Regions from separate parts of the Homo sapiens genome. Here regions 1, 3, 4 and 5 are each linked to region 2. Evidence: chromatin loops called from intact Hi-C (ENCODE). Cell type or tissue: OCI-LY7. All regions are shown on one strand. Region 1 has its middle 50 kb from the start of PAPOLG. Region 2 overlaps PUS10 (pseudouridine synthase 10). Region 3 has its middle 48 kb from the start of PAPOLG. Region 4 overlaps PAPOLG (poly(A) polymerase gamma). Region 5 has its middle 56 kb from the start of REL.

Evidence for each region. A loop is a pair of places that touch in the nucleus more often than their neighbours do. Peaks named below come from ENCODE experiments on the same cell type or tissue, not always from the same donor. Only the 100,000 strongest peaks of a DNase experiment are listed, where the experiment ranks them.
Region 1: a loop joins it to region 2, with 4 times the contacts of the local background. A loop is called at or near these places in 80 of 110 quality-filtered maps.
Region 3: it touches region 2 in a loop (10-fold over the local background); 101 of 110 quality-filtered maps call a loop at or near these places.
Region 4: a loop joins it to region 2, with 6 times the contacts of the local background. A loop is called at or near these places in 78 of 110 quality-filtered maps.
Region 5: a loop joins it to region 2, with 2.4 times the contacts of the local background. A loop is called at or near these places in 9 of 110 quality-filtered maps.

The regions. Positions count from the first base shown.
Region 1 is chr2:60,803,528-60,808,527 of GRCh38, reverse strand. No RefSeq gene overlaps it. Among named protein-coding and RNA genes, the nearest start is that of PAPOLG, 50 kb to the right of the region's middle. RefSeq lists an enhancer at 1,174-1,273. In OCI-LY7, CTCF peaks have their summits at 2,757 and 2,956 (motif pointing left); DNase peaks (open chromatin) are centred at 1,097, 1,377 and 2,957; H3K4me3 peaks cover 922 bases; H3K27ac peaks cover 2,664 bases.
Region 2 is chr2:60,996,282-61,001,281 of GRCh38, reverse strand. The region is part of intron 4 of PUS10 (pseudouridine synthase 10); the gene reads left to right. It also overlaps the pseudogene RNA5SP95. Among named protein-coding and RNA genes, the nearest start is that of PEX13, 19 kb to the left of the region's middle. In OCI-LY7, a CTCF peak has its summit at 2,148 (motif pointing right); DNase peaks (open chromatin) are centred at 2,181 and 2,471; H3K27ac peaks cover 713 bases.
Region 3 is chr2:60,705,623-60,710,622 of GRCh38, reverse strand. No RefSeq gene overlaps it. Among named protein-coding and RNA genes, the nearest start is that of PAPOLG, 48 kb to the left of the region's middle. In OCI-LY7, CTCF peaks have their summits at 2,575 and 2,776 (motif pointing left); a DNase peak (open chromatin) is centred at 2,742.
Region 4 is chr2:60,792,004-60,797,003 of GRCh38, reverse strand. PAPOLG (poly(A) polymerase gamma) reads right to left here. Exons shown (of 22, transcript NM_022894.4): 17 at 4,715-4,875; 18 at 3,289-3,377; 19 at 2,813-3,033; 20 at 2,229-2,294; 21 at 1,984-2,040. Among named protein-coding and RNA genes, the nearest start is that of PAPOLG, 38 kb to the right of the region's middle. In OCI-LY7, CTCF peaks have their summits at 2,331 and 2,530 (motif pointing left); DNase peaks (open chromatin) are centred at 273 and 2,533; H3K4me3 peaks cover 429 bases; H3K27ac peaks cover 911 bases.
Region 5 is chr2:60,935,218-60,940,217 of GRCh38, reverse strand. It overlaps the pseudogene NONOP2 and the pseudogene RPS12P3. Among named protein-coding and RNA genes, the nearest start is that of REL, 56 kb to the right of the region's middle. In OCI-LY7, no CTCF peak of the experiment used is centred here; no DNase peak of the experiment used is centred here.

The DNA of each region.
Region 1 (5,000 bases), 190 kb after region 2:
CCGGAGTTCCTGCAGCAGGTCTGGGGAGGTAGGAACCGAGATTCCCGCTTAACAAATATCCATAAAGATGAGTCTGTCACGCTGTGAAGCCTGGACATCCAGCCAAGGCCTCTCTCTAGGGCTCCAGACCAATACTTCCCATGGTCTACCGTACATCTCCACGTGGATGGCCATGAGGCTAGCTCCAGTTCAACACCCCCAAATCTAAATTCAGGTACCCTCTCCCGCAGCCCTCCCCTGGTATCTCAGAGTTGATTAATGACAATACAGTCAGCCTTCCAGTCCAAGGAAGGTGGGCACCCTCCTCCACTCTTCCCTGAATACAGTTTGTCAGCGACCCCATCCTTTCTACCTCCAAAGTTTGGAACGTATTCCTTTATGTTACTTTAGTTTCTTCTCCCCATACTGCAGGAGCCTCCTTATCCTTACCATCTCCATGCCTCTGTCTTTTCCTCTCCCTCTCTTGTCCATGGGAAGCAGGACTCTGTCTACATTCCAGCCTCATACCTTTTCCCCAAATGCAACTAATGCTCCTTTCACACAGCCCTACTACAACATCCAATTTCCAGAACCTTTCCAGCCTTCCACCTCCCCCAGCTTTCACCTGGAAAACTCTTAATTGGCCTACAACATTCAGCTCTGGGGTTGTTGTTCCCCAACACCATCCCTGACCAAGGCAGAATTAAGGGGTCCCTCTGCAGTGCTCCCAACAGCACAGCATAACCTAGATATTTGTCAGCTAACTTTCTACCAGTCTGAGAGGTCCTTCAGTGTAGGGACAGGTTTAAATCTTGTTTATGCTCTGGGTGCCTAGCTAGCTCAATGCCAGGTGGATGCTAGGGGCTCGATAAACATTTATGGAATGAATAGCCATGTCCCACGGGCCCCATCAATTTAACCTTGTCAAGCCCATAGCATCTTTTCTTCTCTGCTTCCCCACGCCCTTCACCTGGTGACCTTGGTGCAGCTAATTGGTTGAAGAGTGCACAGGGAATTTAATGGTGCTTTCCCTCTGGTGTGCTCAGCTGGAGGCAGGCAAAGCAGGCTTCTCAGCAGGCAGTGAGTGGGCCATGCTAGGGGAGTGACTGCTTTGTGCAACCTCGGGGCCTCCTGCAAATCAGACTCAATCGCCTTCACTTCCTGTGCTTAGGGAGATTAGATACTGCCTAATCAACGCCAATTTTTTTTCTTTTCTTAATATTTGAAACTACCAAGTACCAGTTGCCATCCTAGTGGGTGGCTTTCAGAAATCCCCTCTTTTCTGGTGTTTGACTTCTTGTGAGTTTCAAGAAACCAATCTATTTGGAAAGAACCTGCACATAGAAGTTCTTTGAACTGCTGAGAAGCCCTGGCAGGAAGTGACTTGGGATCTGGGTTAGACAGTTTTGTCTCACTCCCAGGAGAGGTGGGAGTAATGAGATACAGTTGCATCTGTGTGTGGGCGTGGCTTTAGATCATTCCTGTGGCCATCTCTCCATGTGTGGCCCATTTTCTAGATCTAGTCAGAGCTGAAATTAGGATGGCTGTTTCTGCTATAGAACATCTATTACACATTGGTGCTGCACTTTGCCAGGCATTCTGGGAGTCCTGGGCTGGCAGAGATGAGCCTGATAAGCTTTTTCATCTCAGTTTAATGTTATAATCTTTTGTTGTTTGTTTTTTTGAGACAAGGTCTCACTGTCACCCGGGATGGAATGCAGTGGTGTGATCACCGCTCACTGCAGCCTCAACCTCCCAGGCTCAGATGATTCTCCTCCCTCAGCCTCCCGAGCAGCTGGGACCACAGGCATGTGACACCATGCCCGGCTAATTTTTTAATTATTTGTTGAGACAGGGTCTTCCTATGTTGCGCGGGTTGGCCTTGAACTCCTGGGATCAAGTGATCCATCTGCCTTGGCCTCCCGAAGTGCTAGGATTACAGGTATGAGCCACCATGCCTGGCCCTATTATAATCTTTAAGTGAACTAAAGTACTCAGTGAAAAACTTTTTTCTTTTCTTTTTTTGCCAGAGACAGGATCTCACTTAGTTGCCTAGGCTGGAATGTGGTGGCACAATCATAGCTCACTGTAACCTTCAACTCTTGGGCTCAAGCAAACCTCCTTCCTCAACCTCCCAAGTAGCTGGGACTACAGGCACATACCACCATGCTTGGCTGATGTTTTCTTTTGTAGAGACAGGAGTCTCACTGTGTTGCCCAGGCTGGTCTTGAACTCCTGGCTTCAAGTGATCCTCTCGCCTTAACCTCCCAAAGTGTTGAGATTACAGGCATGAACCACTGAGCCAGGCCTTCAGGGAAACTTTGTAAGAATTCAATGAGTTCTACACATTTCTCTGAATAAAACTGTTTTGAGAGGTATACTTGGAGAAGGGCTTGGTAACAGGGCAAAGGCCATGTATTTTCACACTATTGCACAGGAGGTGGAGATCTATTCCTCAGTCTGGCTGGAGAGACAGACACTGGCCTTCTTCCCCGATTCTTGTGATGTATTTTTAGGAGAAGGGACGCTCACTGTGGGTCAAGCACGATGCATAGTGTATGACATATGCTATTTCATGTAACTCATCATGCCACAAAAAAACTCTTGAACTCCACTTTATACTAGGAACTTTTGGATTGCCTCTTTTAATCCATTTAGCAGCTTTTTGGGTGTAGAGTCTGTTATGATCGTCACCACTTTTTCAGAAGAGAAAACTGAGGGACTGAGGCATTAACTTCCACCATTTCTTATAGTCAATAAGTAAGTGCTAGAGCTGGCAACTGAGGCTAGGCCATTGAACTACAGAGCCTCTTAAACCCTTCATTTTTTGTCATATGAAATAAGTGTTGAGATTCCACTTTACAGATTAGTAACCTTGAACCCAAAGGTTAAGCAATTTGTCCAAGGTCTCACAGGTGGTAAGAGATGTAGCTGAGGTATCTACGTAGGTCTGTGGGCTTCAAAGTCTGCAACATTCTCCTACCCCCTACTGGTTAGACAGTGGATATATTAGTTTAAAAGTCAAAAAGTTCAGCTGGGCGCGGCAGCTCACGTCTGTAATCCTGGCACTTTGGGAGGCCGAGGCGGGCAGATCTCCTGAGGTCAGGAGTTCGAGACCAGCCTGGCCAACATGGCGAAACTCTGTCTCTATTAAAAATACAAAAATTAGTTGGGCATGGTGGCACATGCCTGTAATTCCAGCTACTCAGGAGGCTGAGACAGGAGAATCACTTGAACCTGGGAAACAGAGGTTATAGTGAGCTGAGATTGTGCCAGTGCACTCCAGCCTGGGCAACAGACCGAGACTCTGTCTCAAAAAAAAAAAAAAAAAAAAAAAAATCTACTTTCCTATTTCTCATTCTTGATATCTGCTCCCTAGAGGCAAACATTTTCATAATTTTAAGACTTTTCTCCTACTGATTACTTACAAATTTCTAAATAACTTGCATATATTATCCTAGATTTTTGTCTTAGATATTTACTACTCACTGCCACTGAAGATGAGGATTTCACTCTCACACCCTGTCCTACCTCCCTCCCCGATTCTTCCGAATATAGTTACAATTTTTGGCTAGTTCAATATTCTCTATTCTCTACTTGTAAAGACTATGTGACCATTCACAGCCAAGCCACTGATGGCAGCAGTGGCCCACCTGGAGCGGCTGCAGCAGGGAAGGTGCGGCCAGGGCTGCGTGTGCCATGGAGCCAGCAGGAGCCTGGAACAGGCGGGACCCCTGCCCACTTCTGAATTGGAAGGGCAGGAGCCTGATGTTCCTGGGTGCAGCTGCAGCCACCCAGTCACGACTGCGGACCCAGGCATCCCTAGCTTTTAGGGACCTGGGAAGCCCCTCTTCCCCGACAGGCTCGGAAGTGCCTGCTCCCGCTGCTTGGCCTTTCCCTGCTCCCGGCTCCCACTCCAGGGTAGAGCAAAGTTGGAGCCGAGCTTGGGTGCTGTCACGACCCGGCCAGGTGTGTGTGCGCCCGGAGTGGCGCCGACACACCAGCCCCCTGCTGCCTAAGCCCCTCCGGACTTTGGGCACCGAGGAGCACAGGATGGGGGCCAAGGGGGTACTGACGGTGGCTCCACGTGGGCCTGCAGGTGCCCCTTGGTAGGAACAGCCTGGGCACCTGCCTGCCTCAGCCTCCCACAGTGCTGGGATTACAGGTGTGAGCCACTGTGCCCGGCACAGACAACGTGTCTTAATGGCCTCAGGAAGTTTTGTTTGCCTTCTTGCATCTTAGTTCCTTCATTGGGCTTCTCTTTAAGATAATCCTATTTAAATTTAAAAACAAAACAATCCTACCCCTCAAACCAAACAAGGACTCATGTGTTTTCCTCTTAAATATTTTCTGGGTATTCACTACATAAAGATTTTTGGATAAAGCTCACTTTCTTTTTTTTTTTTTTTTTTTTTTTTAAGACATGGAATCTCACTCTATCACCCAGGGTGGAGTGGAGTGGCGTGATCATAGCTCACTGCGGCCTTGACCTGCTGGGCTCCAGCAGTCTGTCCACCTCAGCCTCTTGAGTAGCTGGGACTACAGGTGAGCACCACCACACTGGGCTAATTTTATTTGTAGAGACACTATGTTGGCCAGGCTGGTCTTCAGCTCCTGGCTTCAAGCGATCCTCCTTCCTTGGTCTCCCAAAGTGCTGGGATTACGGGCATGAGCCACTGTGCTTGGCCGGAGGTCACTATTCTCAAACCTACAATCTTGTCAGGGGAAACAGGTAAACTGAGCATTACACAAGTCAGAATAATTTAAACGTTCAAACGTACAAGTAACATACTGAAAAGGTAAGAGTCTGGCTAGGGTATCATGGAAGTCTCTATGCAGCAGTAAGCCAAAAATGTCAATAATCAAAGATTGGCAAGGAAGGCCCTGAAGTATATATTTTTAAACACTATCCATTAAAACAGTTTGGTTGGATCATATGGTTTGAAAGATGGTTTTTAGGATAGGGGATTAAAAAGCAGTACATTATTTTATTTTTATTTTTTGAGATGGAGTCTCACTCT
Region 2 (5,000 bases):
TTATGGCTTATGTCTATAAGAACAGCAACCAGAAAACTAAAGCTACTAATGAATAGAAGCTTTCAAGAATTGCTAAGGAAGATTTGTGTACTTAAAGTTATGTTTAGAGCAAGAAATAGATGAAAAGCATGGATAGATCTGCTATTTGGAACTGATAGTATACTGCTGATGCATGATATAGAGAAAGCAGGGCTCTGAAAAATCCTGTTTTGCTTCTGTCCTTTATGTCGAGGAAAATGATCTTCCTGCCGAAAAGAGGTAGACTGGTCATTGGTAAGGGAGAACGAATGCTCCACATGGTGAAGCTTTTCAAGATGGGTTCAGGTGTTTAGACCTGGGTGCATTACATTTCAGTATAGCTTCAGAAAGAACTTGCAGCTATTCTTGATTTTTGAGGGCTTTTAACCCATTTATGCTGGAGATTGCAAATTTTTTTGGTGAAAAATCAGACCTTGGCGATGACCTAGAGCAGTAGGATATAAATATCTCCCACAAGCTTAGCGTTCTAATAATGGAACACTAGGAAAATGGGTTAAAAATAGCAGATTTTACAAATGACTGGAGACAGATAAAGGCAGTTGCAATTTTCCAAAGGGGAAGAAAGTTGGCCACAAAGGTCAGGGTAAGAGGGAGATGTGATTATAACATAATGGTAAGAGAGATGTAATGTTTATTCTGAAGATGGAGGAAGGGAGCCATGAGCCAAGGAATGCAGATGTTCTTCTGAAGCTAGAAAAGGCAAGGAAACAGATTTACTACTTACAGCCTCCAGAAGGGAACACAGCCCTGCTGGCACCTTGATTTTAAGCCAGTGAGACCTGTGTCAGACCTGGGACCTAAAGATAATAAATTGGTGTTGTTTTAAACCACTAAATTTGTGATAATTTGTTATAGAAGCAATAGAAAATGAATACACATTTAGAGGATTAAGTGCATTCAGAATGGTGGAGCCATCTGAAACCTGGTCACAGGAGCCACTGCTGAAGGAGCTTGGGTTATTTAATTTTGAGAATAGATGATTCAGTGGGATGAGTTTGCTTTCCTTAAATATTTGAGGGGCTTCCTTATAAAAGAGGAATTAGATTGCTGCAAGGATAGAATCAAGAGCTATTAAGAATTTAGAATTATCCAGAACAGGATAGATTGTTTCCAGAGATTTCACGTCATTAGGGTGTTTAAGCCAAGGCTGGAAAATACAGTTGTCCCTTGATATCTGTGGGGGGTTGGTTCTAGGACCCCCGAGCCCCTCACAGATACCAAAATCCACAGATGCTTAAGTTTCTCATATAAAATGGTATACTATTTGCATATAACTTACACACATCCTCTTGTATACTTTAAATCATCTCAAGATTACTTATATACTACAATGTGGGTGCTATGTAAATAGTTGTTATGCTACATTATTTGGGGAATAATCACAGGAAAAAGCCTGTACCTGCTCAGTACAGATCCTTTTTCCCCCCTAAATGTTTTCTATCCAGGGTTGATTGAATCCATAGATGCAAGATCCACAGATACAGAGTGCCAATGTACTTGGCCAAGATACATAGAAAGAAAGTGTGCACTATATAGTTGGTTAGACTAGAGATCTTAAGCCTTTTCAACTCTAAGATTCTATATAATTTTAAGAAAAATACTTATTATAGTGTTTATTTATTTGAGATGGGGTCTCTCTCTGTCACCCAGGCCAGAGTGCAGTGATGTGATCACAGCTCACTGCAGCACTTGACCTCTTAGGCTCAAGTAATCCTCCCGCCTCACCTTCCTGAGTAACTGGGACCACAGGTGCATGCCACTATGCCCAGATAACTTATTTTTTATTTTTTTGTAGCAATGAGGTTTCCCTATGTTGCCAAGGCTGGTCTCGAACTCCTGGGTTCAAGTGATCCTCCTGGTGTGGCCTCCCAAAGTGCTAGTATTACAGGCTACTGCACCCGGCCCTATAGTGGTTATTTTATATTCATGATTGATTCCTCTAAACTTCTACATCATAATGCCACACAAAAACTATAGAATGAATGTCCCAGACATATGCTAATATTAGGCTAAATTTGTATTTATGGGAAAAGAGTATTCCATTAAGTCCTTTTAAAAGCTAAATGCTTTTCAGTTTTAGTTTTTAGGTTCATCTTTACTAGTTGAGTCCAGTAGAGGGCAATATTGTACTATCAGTTTGGCTTATTGGTCTCTTTTCATGGGTAGTGTATGGGAAACAGTTTGCTTAGTCCATTGACTTTAAATGTATATATTGTCTTTTAAGTGTTACTTTGGATGAAACACCTGCTTATCAATTTGCAACTTGATATGGTTGGAGTTTTGTCAAATCAAAACTTTTTTCCTATCATTTATTATACTTTATATCTGCATACTTTGCAGTAAGTACTACAAATTATACATGACCCTAGAAAATTAGCTAAGAATAAAAGCACTACCATTTCTACCCATCCAAGTGCTAACCAGGCCTGACCCTGCTTAGCTTTTGAGATCATGTGAGATCAGGCACATTCAGGGTGGTGTGGCCACAGACAGCAGTACAATTTCTGTAGCAGCATTTTTTTATTTAAGAAATTGTCTTCTTTTTTTTTTTTTAAGATGAAGTCTCACTCTGTCACCCAGATTGGAGTGCAGTGGCGTGATCTGGGCTCACTGCAACCTCTGCCTCCCAGGTTCAAGCGATTCTCCCGCTTCAGCCTCCCTGAGTAGCTGGGACTACAGGTGCATGCCACCACATCCGGCTAATTTTTGTATTTTTAGTAGAGACGGGGTTTCGCCATGTTGGCCAGGCTGGTCTTGAACTCCTGACAGGTGATGCGTCCGCCTCGGCCTCCCAAAGTGCTAGGATTACAGGCATGAACCACTGCACCCAACCTGAAATTGTCTTTTTAAATTCTGGAAAATGGATATTCAAATGGCTTTGGATTTTTACTTAAATCTGTGGATTCATAACTAATTTAGGATTATTGATCTCATTCAGAATCTGAAGAAAGCAGTGAATTCCTTTGTCCTAAAAATGCACATACTAAAAATTTTGTATGTGTTTACAGAGGCCTCTTAAACTCTCAGGCCATTAGTCCTAGAATCTTTTTTAATTGGTAATTTCCCTTCTGTTATTGATTGATGTTCTTTTTCTAAAGGACTATATTTTTTCTAATTATGTTTAGCTCATAAATAGAATGTGTCAAAATTCTCAACTTTAAGTATAGGAGCTATATATATATTGTGTGTGCAGGCATGAGCTGTCATCTTTGTTCATTAACTCCGCTTTCTGATTTAGCATGTGTATTTTCTGCTTTTTGTCCATTTGTGCATGGCTTCTCGATTTTTATTTTGTATGACAGGCACTCTTCCTAAATCTGTGTGTGTTCTCTCTCACCCACCATGTAAGACCAACCCAAGGTCCACTTCATTCAATAAGCCTTTTCTGAGCTTACTAAGGAGTTTTCAGAATTTATAGCCCTATTTTTGGTTAGATTAGTTTAGAACTCCCTTCAGTTCCTATATGGTCCACTTATCCATGCAAAGCAAGTTTGATTCCTTTAAACTTCTACAGCATAATGCCACACAAAACTATTATACAATGAATGTCCCAGACATATGCTAATATTAGGCTAAACTTCCATTTATGGGAAAAGAGCATTCCACTAAGTCCTTTTTTTTTTTTTTTTTTTTGAGATGGAGTCTTGCTCTGTCACCCAGGCTGGAGTGCAGTGATGCGATCTCAGCTCACTGCAAACCCCGCCTCCCGGGTTCACGCCATTCTCCTGCCTCAGCCTCCCGAGTAGCTGGGACTACAGGTGCCTGCCACCCGGCCTGGCTAATTTTTTGTATTTTTAGTACAGACGAGGTTTCACTGTGTTAGCCAGGATGGTCTCGATCTCCTGACCTCGTGATCCACCCACCTCGGCCTCTCAAAGTGCTGGGAGTACAGGCGTGAGCCACCGCGCCTGGCCCCACTAAGTCCTTTTAAAAGTTAAATGCTTTTGAGTCTTAGTTCTTTTAGGGACTACCCCTTAAGCATCTTTCAATAGACTTTTTATGAGTGGGTTGGCGAGTGTATAGTAACCTTGCTAGTTTTAGGCACACAGGCTGCCATTTTTATAACCATTCACAGGAAATGAGTGTGTTCATGCAGCAATCCACTCTATCTTATCAAAGGTAACTCCAAGAACTTGCTTCTGTGAATGTAACATTGGTGTATGAAATTCTGTGTTGTTAGAATCATGGAATCATATATCTATATGAGACCTTGGTGATCAGCTAGAACAGGACTCCCCAGCTTTTTATGGCACTTATTGAAAAACATCAATGTGTATATGGTTGTGATTTGTCAGAGTCTTATCCAGGCCACCACCCAAGTGTAAACCCATTGATACCTATTGGGAATGTCTGATTGACAGTCCAGGAGTTTCCAACCTTTGTGTATAAGGCATCCCCTTTTAATCTCTGACAGTTAATGGGTAGTATCTGTAGATTGGAAAGAAGATATGCTATGGGCAATTTTTTTCAGCTTCACAGATTGAGACCACTTCAGTAGTCATCACACTTATGCTCACTTAAAGAGGAGAAAACCAAGGCTCCAAGTCTCGTAGGGGTATGTGATTTGCCCATGCGTCCCGTTTATTGGAATCTGGATATGCCTCCCTGCTTCATGCTGCTGTTGCTTTTTAAGTTTTTTTTTTTTTAAACCATACCATCTCTACATCTTGTGTATTTTCATATGTTTTATTTACCTGACTACCTTGGCTCCGTGGATATTACCTTTTCTTAACTACTCCCCTTATTAAGCCATACACTCATGAACATCACTAAAGGTCAGAAGATCACCAGAGTGATGAATCCAGGCAGAGCTGCTGTGTTAAGGAGAACATAAGACTAGACATGGGTGCAGGTTTAGGACTCTGTTACGTGATACACTACTAGGATGTGTTGCAAGGGAGAAAGAGTGAGTGACATGTGATTAGTCAAGGTCTATATAGAACCCAAGCCCTGGTTGGCAT
Region 3 (5,000 bases), 290 kb after region 2:
GTCAAAATGTAAAACAATGCCATTTTCTCCCCCATCCCTTTTTTTTTAAAATGGCATTTTTTTTCCACAAAAATTTTGTTTATGAGAACATGTAATGGGTTTTTAATTATTGTTATTTTATTTTATATTTTCTATTTTTTGTAGAGACAGGGTCTTACTACGTTCCCATGCTGGTCTTGAACTTCTGGCCTCAAATGATCCTCCTACCTTGGCCTCCCAAAGTGTTGGGATTATAGACATGAGCCACCTGGCCTATTGTTATTTTTAAATTTATTTAATATGTTCATAGATAAAACATCTTTCAGTTTTAATTTCTAATATAGTAAATATTGGTAAATATAACCCGAATAAACACAAGCTCATTGAGTCCTCAGTAATTTTAAGTGTGTAAATATAACTTATACATATAATATTTAAGTATGTTCAGGGGTTCAGAGACCAAAAATTTTCAGTACTACTTACCTAGTTCACTGTCAATCTTTGTAAATGCATGCGTGCTTGTCTACTTATTGGAGACGGTGTTCTATATTTGTCCACTAGATCAAGCTTGCTAAATATGTTCTCATCATCTATATCTTTTTTTTTTTTTTTTGAGACGGAGTCTTGCTCTGTTGCCCCGGCTCACTGCAACCTTCACCTCCCGGGTTCAAGTGACTTTCCTGCCTCAGCCTCCCGAGTAGCTGGGTGCATGCCACCATGCCTAGCTAATTTTTATATTTTTAGTAGTGATGGGGTTTTGCCATGTTGGCCAGGCTGGTCTTGAACTCCTGGCCTCAAGTGATCTGCCCATTTTGGCCTCCCAAAGTGCTGGAATTACAGGCATGAGCCACCATGCCTTTACATGTTTTCAACACATTTAATTAAGCCAGATTGTGTGGCTTACTCCCTGTGTAACCTAGGGCAATTTACTAATTCCCTCAGGACCTTGTTTTTCTCATTCATTATCTACTGATAATAATAGTGCTATCTTGTAAAGTAGTTATCAATAAATATTTGCTATTGTTATCTTCACTAGCAGTGTTTAGTGTAGGAGCAACAAAAAGGGACAATGGTTGGATTTATACAGTTGGGGTTTTGACTGGGCAACAGGGAAGAAAGATAAGTGGGTAAGGATATTGAGGAGCTCAGAAAAATAATAGTGGGAGTGTAGGTTGGATAGGAAAAGAAGTGGAAGGCTGAGCTGTGAGGAGCAAATGCAGTGGAAGCTTAGTGAGAGGCAGGAGATAGTATGGGGAATGGGGACTGAGTAAACTGGAGAGACAATTACTAGGGCCCATGTGAGGTCCAATGTGAGATCCCAGTTGTGGGCGCAATGAAGGGGTGAGTGGAATGGACAAGTTATCCGCACAGAATAGGGTGGTACTGGATTGACATGAGAACCCAAAGTCTTCTGTGCTGGCTTGACCAGTAGGTAAACAAGGGGTGGTGGAGCACCAGAATGACACAAATCTCCCAGCAGAAGTGATGCCTTGAGAGCGGTGCTGGCAGCTGGGCAAATGCTAATCCTGCTTAGGATATTGGGGCCTTGGGAGAACCTGCCACCTTTCCTGGAGACAAAGGCAGGGGAGCCAGACCTTCTTCAGGACAGCCAGCTTTCAGTCATGGCAAGAAACTAAGCAGTTTCCTATGGGAGGGGTGCTGACAATGTTGGAGGTAGGTTTACTGTGCGAGCAGTGGGCCAGTGGGTCAATGGAGAGAAAACACAGGGACCTTCCATCTGGAGCAGTGGCTGAGGATGGGAAGGGTGGGAAGCATGCTGGCATAGACTGGCCAAGACTCTAAATGATATTCTAGACAGCATGGCTCAGCTTAGAACCCAAAGTAGCATTGGTTTCTTTTCTTTTTTCTCTTATTTTCTTTTTTTTCTTTTTTTTTTCTTTTTTTTTTTTTGCTATGAAGTCTCATTCTATCCCCCAGGCTGGAGTGCAGTGGTATAATCTCGGCTCACTACAACCACCGCCTCCCAGGTTCAAGCGATTTTCCTGCCTCAGCCTCCTGTGTAGCTGGGATTACAGGCACCTGGGTAATTTGTCTATTTTTAGTATAGACGGGCTTTCGCCACGTTGGCCAAGCTGGTCTCGAACTCCCGGCCTCAAGTGATCTGCCTGCCTCAGTCTTCCAAAGTGTTGGGATTACAGGTGTGAGCCACCGTGCCTGGCTTTCCCCCCTCATCTTAAGATCTGCTTCTAAGTGTTGACTTATTTTTATTTTTGAGACAGTCTCCCTCTGTCCCACAGGCTGGAGTGCAGTGACAAGATCTCGGCTCACTGTAATCTCCATCTCCCAGGCTGAAGCGATTCTTGTGCCTCAGCCTCCCAAGTAGCTGTGGCCACAGGCTCTGGCCAACACGCCTGGTTAATTTTTTTGTAGTTTCAGTAGAGACAGGGTTTCACCATGTTGGCCAGGCTGGGCTCCAACTCCTGGCCTCGAGTGATCCGCCCATTTCGGCCTCCCAAAGCGCTCGGACTACAGGCATGAGCCACCGCTCCTGGCCTAGTGTTGGGTCTCTTAATGGTTTTAGGCAAGGAGGGGCAGTTACAGATAGGTCAAGGAGAAAGAGCACTTTCTAAGTAACGTGCTGCCCTGCTGAAGAATAGTCTGTCCCACGAGGTAGTGACTTCATCATATATTGTTTGTTTTTAAAGAAGTGGGATGGACATCTGTCAGGGAAGCTGAAAGTAGGGTTGGGCTGCAGAACTTCAAAAAATTCTAACTCTGAAAAATCTGAAATTTCAGAGTATAGTATTTGGCTATGACCCCCTCTAGTGGCCATTGTGCAGAATTAACCATAATACAAACATTTCAGAACTGAACTCAAAATTTCAAACCTCAAGACTAGCTAGGGTTTGTGGCTTTTAGGGAATATCCTAAATTCTGTTATGTGGATAATTCTGCATGAAATCCATCGAGGTGTCTTGGCTTTTACTGTTTGAATCACATTAATGATTTTTTCTAAATCAGAGGCAGCTGTATCAGGAAGACATCGCTGGCTGGTAGACTTCTGCACCAGGCACATAAAGTCTAGGAGAGCAAAACAAATCAGATTCCTGTCTTCATGGTGTTTACATTCTTGTATGGGGAACAGATGATCAATAACCGGTCAATAAGAAAGTAAGACTCTGATTAATGTTATGGCAGGAAATAGGCAGAGTGTGGTGACAAGGACTAAGGAGGCTGACCTACTTGCATAGGGCACTCAGGGAAGGTTTCTTTAAAGAGGTGACATTTAAATGAGAAGAGGCAGAAGAATATCCCAGGCAGGCAAAACAATAGATACAAAGGACCTGTGGTAGGAACAGCTCATCTAGGAGCTGATGGAAGGCTGACATACCTGGAAAACGAAATTAGCAAATGGCATAAGGCCTGGGTTGTGGCTGGAGGACACCCCAAGGGCCAGATCATACCAGTTCTTGAAGACCATGGGAAACCTCAAAAGCCATGGGAAATTCAGTTTTGATAACTTTCATCCCATCTTAACAGATTGTGTTTATTTATTTATTTATTTATTTATTTATTTATTTGAGATGGAGTCTCGCTCTGTCGCTCAGGTTGGCGTGCAGTGGCACTATCTCTGCTCACTGCAACCTCTGCCTCCCAGGCTCAAGTGATTGATTCTCCTGCCTCAGTCTCCCGAGTAGCTGGGACTACTGGTGCACACCACCACACCCAGCTTATTTTTGTATTTTTAGTAGTGATGGGGTTTCGCCATGTTGGCAGTGGCTGGTCTTGAACTCCTGGCCTCAAATGATCCGCCTGCCTTGGCTTGCCGAAGTGGTGGGATTACAGGCATGAGCCACCGCGCCCAGCCTGTATTTATTTAAAAATTAATTTTATTGAAATTATCTGTACCCATACTTTGCTTCTAAATGGAATAAATATTTTTTAAAAACTTGAATTTGATTTCATATTAACTGATTTTATCTGTTGGTTTCTAAGACCATAGATTTCTTTTGTACTAAACATTCTTTCTCTACCAGCATTGGGTAGTGAATTTAGACAGGTAATATTGAATTGGAAACAGCAGGTTCTTTGTTGGAAAACATAGTACATTATTCTCTAGAAGAGAACATCATCAAGGCACTGACCTCTTTCTAAGGAGGAACTGGAGAGAGTTTTCTCTTTTCATGAAGACAGCTTCTGTGCTTGAACTACTTCATCCAAAAAGAGACTTACTAGAATTAGCCAAGCCCCAAAGTATGAGAGTTTTTCTGCAATGTGAAAAACTTAACATTGTTTTACTTTGTCAGGGAATTTCAGAAATGAGTTAAAAATTTAAAGCTCAATGTAGATTAGTCAGCTTCTTTTGATCTAAATATTTCTTAATTTAGAAGCACTGTGAAAAATGAGGATGACGAATGCTAGACAAAGCCAACACTATTAAGTTTATAAAAGAAAAACATTCAGCATGACTTCAAGGTTGGTGGATGGCACGCATACAGCCAGTGGGCCCATTGTGCTATGTGTGAGCAAACTGTGTGGTTGTGCCAAGGGGATCGCCTTACCTACCTGTGCTGTGTGTCAGCACCCGAGTGGTCTGACAGACTGATAGTAAAGCTCACTTTATTAGATAATACAAGAAATGTGGATATGTTAATTTCTCAGTCAGAAAGTATAGTACTGTCCTGTGGCACAAAATGGGCAATTGTAAGAATGGTAATTGTTGAGAAGGAGGAAGGGAAGAGGGAGAGAAGAGGCATCAGTGGGATTGACTCTGGTATTGAAGGTGACGAGGCATGAGGAAAAGAACACTAGAATTGCCTACTGCCACTGCCACCCAACTGGAGGTAAAGATTCTGTCTGTCAGTATACATGCACTTAATGAGGCCAAGACTCAGCCAGCTACTCAGTCATCTATAGGGAGTGGGAGCAATAATTCTACAACTGGGTATCTTCAAATTCTAGCCAAGATTAAACTTTTTTTGGTTGCAAATTAAATATTCTAAAAAAGAAACTATTTAGCTTGTTGTGGTGGCATGCACCTGCAGTCCCAGCTACTCAGG
Region 4 (5,000 bases), 200 kb after region 2:
CCAGCTAGAAAGTCAGTCACAAAACTTGGGGAGTTTTTCTCCCAAACCCTCTAGCTCCTAAACACTCAAGTATGCAATGAATATTTCCTTCCGTGTTCATAGGGAACTCTTGCTTTCGGAACTGCTACTTCTTTTTACAGTCAGAGGTGAAAAGCAGAGGGATAAGAGAAAGGGTAGAAGTGGCAGGAGTGTGAATATGTACAGGAAAAGAGGAACTGCCATGCCTGGATCAAGAAATGCATAAAGAACACAGTCCTTAAGGTCAAGCAAAGAAAAAAAAAAGGAAGTTCATGGTGACTAAACAGGAAGCTCTTGGGGTGTGAAGTGAAAAATGAGTGTGTGCAGTAGAGAAAAATTTAATATCTGAGAGTTATGTCCCTCAATTTGTTTCTGTAATACATTCATGAAGAAGACCACTGACTCAATCTGTGAGATACTTAAGTTCTCAGGAAAACTGAACTTTGTACTTAGGCTAGATAACTTTGATGGTTATGAAATTCAGGGACATCGGTTTGAGGGATTCTGAGGGCATTAAAGATTATTACATAAAGAAGGCAAAATCTAGGGCCGGGCATGGTGGTTCACGCCTGTAATCCCAGAACTTTGGGAGGCCAAGGCGGGCGAATCACTTGAGGTCAGGAGTTCAAGAGCAGCCTGGCCAATATGGTGAAACCCTTTTCCACTACAAATACAAAAATTAGCCACTACAAATACAAAAAGATCGCGCCATTGCACTCCAACCTGGGCTACAGAGCGAGCCTCCATGTCCAAAAAAAAAAAAAAAAAAAAAAAAAAGGAAGGCAAAATCTAGACTTCTGTAATGGGGATAGTTTCTTGTCAAGAGATGACTGCTTAATTCTCCTCTTGTTTTACCTTGGCTAAGCCAGTATCTGTATCATATCCATATGCATTAAAACAATTATGAGCAATTTCAGATATACAAAGAAGTAGACACCAGGGCAATAAGGACTTAAATGCCAAAACCAAGTTTCAGACATTATTACAATTTTGCTGCAATTGTTTGGTGTACCCACTTTCCCTTTAGACTGGATATATTAAAAAATCCAGATATGTCATTTCACTCTTTTGTACTTCAATATCCATCTCAAAATTTTTTCTTCCACCATGACACATAATTATACGTTCATATTTTTTGTAACTTAATCTTATGTTAAAGGCTCAAAATCTACAACTAATAGCCTGTGAGTATACTATTTTGCTTTAGAATAGCTACTACATCCTGGAGAACCTGGCAGGGTAACAGTTGATGAAAAGCACTTTACTATTTAATGGCCATTCTGTTTTATTATAAATTATAATTTATAATTATCATCATATATATTTATAATTATTTATCATTATTATAAATAAGCCATTCTGTTCATTATAAACTCTCAGAGAAGGTTTTTCTCTATTTACACAAGGCTGGTTTTTGAGTACTTGCTTTTTAGCATACCACACTTAATACTACACACATTTTTAGTTATAAAAGTAATTCTTCAAATAATAAACATTTAAATTACAATTTAGGGGCGTTTAGCTCATGTTTTAAAGGTACTTACTATATATACCACTACATTTGGTTCCTCTAAAATATTAATACATATGGTTCCTAATTATCAAACCTATGTTTTGGCAGTAAGCAATAGTACACAACAGAGATATACCTCCAGGTGCTTGGTAAGAAATTAATGTGCTGAGCATCCAACTGCTTCTTTAAAGATAAAAAACAAAGGGTGAACATAATCTAAATAGATAATAAAGTTGTCTTAAACTACTGCCTCTTTTTTAGACTTTTGAGGTACATACATTCAGAACTATATACTTGCTATCTCCAACCCCAACTACACTGCTAGTCCTTGGGGACAGGGACAAAATCTTACTTTTTCCCAGTGCTAGGCTCTTAATAAGCCTTTTGTACTTGTAGATTACCTATGAGTTTTTACCTATGTACTGTACCTATGAACAAGACTATCTTGTTACCTTTTTGCGTGATGTATCAATAGTTGGAATAGGCATAGATTCTCCTCCAATGGCATCCTAAAAACAGAAGAATCAACACAAGTGAAAACTAACTTTCCTATATGCAAACACTTATTTCTACTTAAAATAAAACCTAACGAAAACCTGAAAATAAATCTAATCTGACCTACTTTCTAATATGGCACTTTTCCTGATACATGGCGCTTTACAATAAATATTCTGAAGCACACTATTAATATATTTACCACTGATTTTCTTTTTCTTTCTTCAGCAGTGCGGGGGTCCTTAAATGTTGATTCAAGTCGAATAAACTAAAATATAAACATTGAAATAGATTGCTATTATGTACCTACAAAAACCCATATAAATCTATATAAACTGGAAAACTAGTTATTGGTTACACTATTATAAAAATTACTATAAACATGGATTGGTAAGAGAAGATAATTTAAATTAGATTGAATTCAACTGCCACCGTTAATTTCTACAGTTTGGGTGATCTTTTTGGTTAAATCAATTCAGATTCTAACAAATATAGTTTTACCACCACCTACTGGAAGCAGGGCATATCAACACACAAGAAATGAGATTTTGTTATCAGTAATGACTTCTGTAAATCAAGGAGAAACTCAGACCAATCATTCAAATTTTCAGACGTATTAGTAATTTCAATTTAGGATGAGCAATTAATATTGTTTCTTTAAGATTTGGGTAAATATTCTTTTCAGCCAACTCCTAACAGAACACCAACAGCTATGGAAAATTGTTTCTTTAGTATTAACTATAAAAAATATCAACTACTGAATTACCACTAAAGTTGTAACTTTACCTTTTCTACGTCTTTCAACCTCTTAGGAGTCCCATCTATGGATGGGGAATGGGATCTCTTAGGTGTAACAGTCTTAGTTATATTTGACATTCCATTCAGATGCGGTTGTCCCTGGGCAGGGTTGTGAGGTGTTGTGATTCTAGGAATGACATTTCGTCCTACTACGGTAGGAATGGTACACACAGTGGGGGGTGATACAGTTTTTACTGTAGAGTCAACTTCTGAAAAGGAAAAAAAGGATTTTAATAATTAAACATTTATGTAATTTTTTTTTCCTTGAGACAGGGTCTCTCATTCCCATCACCCAGGCTGCAGTGCAGTGGCTTGATCACAGCTCACTGCAGCCTTGACTTCCCAGGCTCAGGTGACCCTCCCACCTTAGCCTCCCCAGTAGCTAGGACTACAGGCGTGTGCCACCATGCCTAGCTAATTTTTTGTAAATATAATTATTAATATATACAAGTTTAGATACCTACTTGCGCCAATCACTGGAATGGAAAGTCCTTGGGCTGGTGGTACACTCAGTGGCTTCTCCACAATTACAGCAGCAGGCTCAGCACTATTCCTAATGAAAGTGTTAAATTATCATCAATAAATGATTTAAATATTACTTTTTTTCTCCTTTTTTGAGAAAAGGCCTCATTCTACTGCCCAAGTTGGAGTGCAGTGGCACAATCACAGCTCACTGCAGCCTCAACCTCCTGGACTCAAGTAACTTTGCCACCTCAGCCTCCCAGGTAGCTAAGAACATAGGTGTGTGCCATCATATCGGGTTAATTTTTTAAATTTTTATTTTTGTGGAGACAGGATCTCACTATGTTGCCCAGGCTGGTCTTGAACTCCTGAGGCTCAAGCAATCCTCCTGCCTCAGCCTCCCAAAGTGCTGAAATTATAGATGTGACCCACCACGCCTGGCCCCATTAGTTATTTAAAACACTCTTGTTGTAACATTTACCACTGCTTTTTTTTTTTTTTTTTTTTTTTTTAGACATGGTATTGTTCTGTCACCTAGGCTAGAGTGCAGTGGCATGAACACATGGATCACTGCAGCCTCAACCTTCCGGGCTCAAGCTATTCTCCCACCTTGGCCTCCCAGGTAGCTGGGACTACAGGTGTGCACTACCATGCCGAGCTAATTTTTGTTTTTGTTTTTTTGAGACAGAGTCTCGCTCTTGTTGCCTAGGCTGGAGTGCAATGGCACGATCTCAGCTCACTGCAACCTCCACCTCCTGGGTTCAAGCGATTCTCCTGCCTCAGCCTCCCAAGTAGCTGGGAATACAGGCACATGCCACCACACCCTGTTAATTTTTGCATTTTTAGTAGAGATGTGGTTTTGCCATGTTGGCCAGGCTGGTCTCGAACTCCTGACCTCAGGTGATCTGCCCGCCTTGGCCTCCCAAAGTGTTGGGATTACAGGCGTGAGCAACTGTGCCCGGCCAATTAATTTTTGTATTTTTTTGTATAGACAGGGTTTTGCCATGTTACCCAGGCTGGTCTTGGAACTCCTGGGCTCCAGCAGTTCGCCTGCCGTGACCTCTCAAAGTGCTAGGATTACAGGCCTGAGCCACCGTGCCTGGCCACAACTGTTGGCTCAGGCCTGTACTTTAACATTTCATTGAACTAAAAGGGGGAAAAATGCAGAGGACCCAGTAAGAAGAGAAAAATTTAAGCAACAAATGTGTACATTTCTGTGTACCTATCTAGTCCCATATGCTCATAAGCCTATACCGTTTCCCACAGGATTACCACGAGTTATTTCTAAGCAAGAAATTGACCAGCAGCCAGTAAAATGAAATCTTTTAACAATTTTAAAAGGCAGTAGCAGAGGTATAGAAAAGTTCACATTATCCTCAAATAAACTGAACAGAAAACCAAAAGGACACATTTGAAATAAAGACAGACCTTTCTGTTTCTCCTACAGAAGGGCTATCAGACTTGGACGCTGGAGAATTAAAAGGTGTTCCATTATCAGTGTCTCTGGAGCTATCCAGACAACTGCTATCCAGAGACAATCTTTTGGATTGAAGTCCGCCCGAGCTTCGATTGACATCAGAGAGACTTTGCTGAAAGAAGGGAACGATTTTAGGATTTCAAAATGCAAATGACAATATAAAGACTGGTTTCAATTCTGAAGGTCACTTAAGCAAATTATCTCTTGTGATTAATGAAAATGAGATTTTAGTCCTAG
Region 5 (5,000 bases), 61 kb after region 2:
AAGTAAGAAAACCGGTTACATTTGCAAGTTATGTGAAGTAAATTTAGAAGTTAAATTTCCATTTTGTAAGAGAAAAACATCTTACTTGGCAAATCTTTTCTTTTGGAGCTAATTATTCTTTGATTTTTAAGTCCACATAAGAGAATGAACTTTGATATCAGCTTTTCTGATTTTTTAACAAAGGCTACCCTTGTTTATTATGAAAAATATTACTTTTATGATTCTATTTTGAATTTTTAAATTTTGAAATAATTCCAAACTTACAGGAAAAGTTAAAGTACAAAGAACCTTTTTCCCTGAACCATGGAGCCAGTGCTGTCTCATGATCTTAAAGGCTTCAGTGTGTAATTTCTACAAACAAGGACATTCTTTTACTTAACCACAACACAGTGATCAAAACCAGGAAATTAACACTGGTATATTACCATCTAACCCACAGACCCCGTTCAAGTTGCCAGTTGTCCCATCAGTGTCCTTCATAGTCAAGTGCTCACATTGCATTTTGTTACGTCTCTTTAGTCTCCACCACTCTTAAAAGAAGTTTGTCTTTCTTGACTTTAATTACTTTAACATTTTTGAACACTTCAGGTCAGTTATTTTGTAGACTGTTCCTCAATTTGGGTTTGCCTGATGTTTCCTTTTTATTAGATTCAGATTGTACCTTTTTGGCAAGAACACCACAAAAGAGAGATTGTCTTCTTGCATCTTATCAGGTGTCACACAGTTTTGATTTGTCCAGTTGCTGGCTGGGGCTTTGGTCAATTGATTAGGTATTATCACGAGGCTTCTCCACTTTTATGGTTATTCTTTTTGCCCCTTGTAGTTAATAAGTATCTTGTAGAGAGATCATCCAACTTTCACTCACTAGTTTTAGCATCCATTGAAGATGTTCACCTGAATCAATCAGTACCACAATGATTGCCAAATACAGATTTTCTAATTCCATCATTCCTTTTACATTTGTTGGTTGGCATTACCCTAAAAGGTAGAGCTTTCCCTTCTCTCCAATTTATTCATTGATTTATATCATGTGGACTTGTGGCTTATTTTATTTGAGAAGTTGTAATTTGTTCGTTTGGCCAGTGGCGACCCCTTCAAGCTGGCTTCTGTGTCCTTTGGTATGTCCCCATCATTCTTGGAGCATGTTCTTACTTTCTAATACAAAAAGACATTCCATGCTCATCTTTGTATTTCCTCTGCACTAACTCTGCAAGGTGCTTTTTCTCTAAGATCTGGTCTCTTTTAGCAGAAAATGGTATTTAGAAACCAAGATCTGGGCAGTAGGTATGCTCATTGTTTGGTGCCATTGCTGTTCCCAAGCCCTCTCATGGAACAGAGCTAGGGAACAAACATGAATGCATGTGCATGCACACACACACACACCCCACTCATACACACACACCTATACATCTCTGTATCTACACATACCGAAAGCTGTAGGAGTTTATACCAGTACTTCCAATTCCAACCTTATTCTAGTTTTCACCCTTTCCAAATTTGTAATTCTCTGACTATAAGAAATCTGGCTCCTGCTCTTTCCCTGCTGCCACTGAATTGTATAGAGGCGGAGTCTCGGGTGCATTCAAGATCCGGCTTCACTCGTAACCCACTGCCATGGCCGAGGAAGGCAGTGCTGCTGGAGGTGTAATGGACATTAATACTGTTTTACAGGAGGTGCTGAAGACCGCCCTCATCCATGATGGCCTAGCATATGAAATTTGCAAAGCTGCCAAAGCCTCAGACAAGTGCCAAGCCCATCTTTGTGTGCTGTGTGTGCTTGCATCCAACTGTGATGAGCCTATGTATGTCAAGTTGGTGGAGGCCCTTTGTGCTGAACACCAAATCAACCTAATTAAGGTTGATGACCAGAAACTAGGGGAATCGGTAGGCCTCTGTAAAACTGACAGAGAGGGGAAACCGTGTAAAGTGGTTGGTTGAAGTTGTATAGTAGTTACGAACTATGGCAAGGAGTCTCAGGCCAAGGATGTCATTGAAGAGTACTTCAAATGCAAGAAATGAACAAGTAAATCTTTGGCACACACACACACACACACACACACACAAAAGAAAGAAAAAATAACCTCAAAAATAACCAATCTATTGCTGCCTCAATTCACAGTCCCCTCCCTGCTGCCCTCAGACATTCTCCTCAGGCTCCACACTGCAGCCCAGGAAAGAAGCCCTTCACCAAACGAGGCCAAATATTTCTTTGTGGGCAGTGTTCCTTCTGACATCACTGAGGAGGAAATGAGGAAACTGTGAGAAATATGGGAAGGCAATTTCACAGAAAGAGAGTTTAAATAAATTAACAAAAAGGAAAAATGAAAAAATTAAAAACGACAACAAAAAAGAAATATGGGAAGGCAGGTGAGGTCTTCATAAGGATGAAGGCTTTGGCTTTATGCACTTGGAAGCACGAACCCTAGTGGAGATTGCCAAAGTGGGTCTGGACAGTATGCAGCTGTGCGCACCCTGCCTGCCATAGTGCATCCCTTACAGTCTGAAACCTTCTAACAAACTTTTGGAAGAAGACTTTTCTTTGGCCAGGTGGAGAGGGCTGTAGTCATTGTGGATGATCAAGGAAGGCCCTTAGGGAAAGGCATTGTTGAGTTCTCAGGACAGCAAGTTGCTCAGAAAGCTCAGGACAGATGCAGTGAGGGCTTCTTCCTGTTAACCACGTTTCCTCATCCTGTTACTGTGTAGCCCATAGGCTAATTAGGTGACAAAGAAGGACTTCCAGAGAAGCTGGTTGTAAAGAACCAGCAATTTCACAAGGAGTGAGAACAGCCACCCCAGTGTGCACAGCATGGCTTTTGAATATAAGTATGCCATGCACTAGAGGGTACTCATTGAGATGGAGAAGCAGCAGCAGGACGAAGTGGACTGCAATATCAAGGAGGCTCATGAGAAGCTGGAGATGGAGATGGAGGTTGCTCGCCTTCATCAATGCCAGGTCATGCTAATGAGGCAGGATTTGATGAGGTGTCAAGAAGAGCTGTGGAGGATGGAAAAGCTGAACAACCAAGAGATGCAAAAACGACGGCAACTGGAGCCCATGCGAGAGGAGTGCAGGCACTAGGAGGAAGCAATGCACTGGTAATGGCAGGAAAGATTCACTGGAACCTTCTCTGATATGAGACAGCAGGAGATACAGATGGGCCAGATGGCTGTGGGAGGTGCTATAGGCATAACGGAGGCACCATGCCCCCTGCTTCTGTGCCAGCTGGCAGCCCAGCTCCTCCAGAACCTGAACCTATGATGCTAGATTGACCCCACCAACAACGGAATGCTTTGGCCAAGCTGCTGCAACGGAAGGAATTGGGGCAATTGGCGGAACTCCTCCTGCATTGAATTGTGCAACTCCTGGAGCTGAATTTACTCCAAACACACGTTGCTGATACTAATAAAGCTGCAGTGTCTAGTTTCTCAAAACCTTTAAAAGGGCCCTTTTTGGACTAGCCAGAATTCTACCCTAGAAAAATGTTAAGAGATTCCTCCCAATAGTTAGGTCTACCCTACCTATACTACTGTAGGGAGTATTTTGGAGGAAGAGGGCAAGGGAGGAGTGGTATTTAACAAACCAGTTCTGTGTGGTATATTGTTTAACTGATGAGTTCTCTGTGGTGCATTACTGAGGTCTCAAATGTGACTGTTGAAGACCTGGGGGAACTACAGTGAAATGAATCCAGTTAGAGACCCATTAATCTTGATCGTTCTTTTTTTCTCCATCCTGTTTCATTTGCTTTCTTATCCATACACTCCCCAACCCCAGAGACACTGCCACATACACCACAAAACACAACCTCCTCCAATGACCTTCGCCCCACTGCTCCATTCACTCCCAGGTGAGAATTCAGGCAAATGTCCACAGAGGTCACAAACAATGTACGTATAGTTCTTTTATATCCGATATATTATCCCTTCTTGTCCTAAGGAAGACATTTTCTCTTAGAGACTTTCATTTCAGTGTATCTTTTTTAAAAATCTTGTGTTAACTTGCCTCAATCTTTTTCTTGGATAAGGACAACCAGGAATGGCCGTTTTGTGTCTATGATGTTGCTGTTCACAACTTTTCTTGATAGGCCTAGTACAATCTTGGAAACAGAGTTGCTGTATGCTGAAGGTCTGAGAGTAGCTCTTAGCCTTGCCTATCTTAGATAGTAGTTATGCTGTGCATATTTAATTGATGTACTATGTTTGATTTGTTGCTGATACTTTAAATTTGAAGTTTTTCTGAGAAATGGAGCAGCAATGCAGCATCAACTTGTTAAATTACATGTTAAGCCTTGAAAAAAAAAGGAGATCACATCAGTAATCCCAGCACATTGGGAGGCCGAGGCAGGCAGATCACGAGGTCAAGAGATCAAAACCATCCTGTCCAACATGTTGAAACCCCGTCTCTACTAAAAATACAAAAATTAGCTGGGCATTGTGGCACGTGCCTGTAGTCCCAGCTACTTGGGAGGCTGAGGCAAGAGAATCACTTGAACCCAGAAGACAGAGGTTGCAGTGAGCAGAGATCGCGCCACTGCACTCCAGCCTGGTGAGAGAGCGAGACTCAGTCTCAAAAAAAAAAAAAAAAAAAAATTCCCTCATCAAAGAAAAGACCAGAACCAGACGGCTTCACTGCTGAATGCTATCGAACATTTAAAGAACTACGGCCAGACACGGTGGCTCACATCTGTAATCCCAGCACTTTGGGAGGTTTAGGTGGGAGGATTGCTTAAGTGCAGGAGTTCGAGACCAGCCTGGGCAACATAGGGATAACCTGTCTCTACAAAAAATAAAAAATTAGCTGGGTGTGGTGATGCATGTCGGCAGTCCAAACTACTCGGGAGGCTAAGGTGGCAGAATTAATTCAGCCCAGGCGGTGAAGGCTGCAGTGAGCCGTGATAGTGCCACTGCACTCCAGCCTGGGCAACAGGGCAAGACCCCCATCTCAAAAAAAGAAGAAAAACTAGTACCAGCCCTTCTCAAACACTTCCAAAAAATTGAAGAGG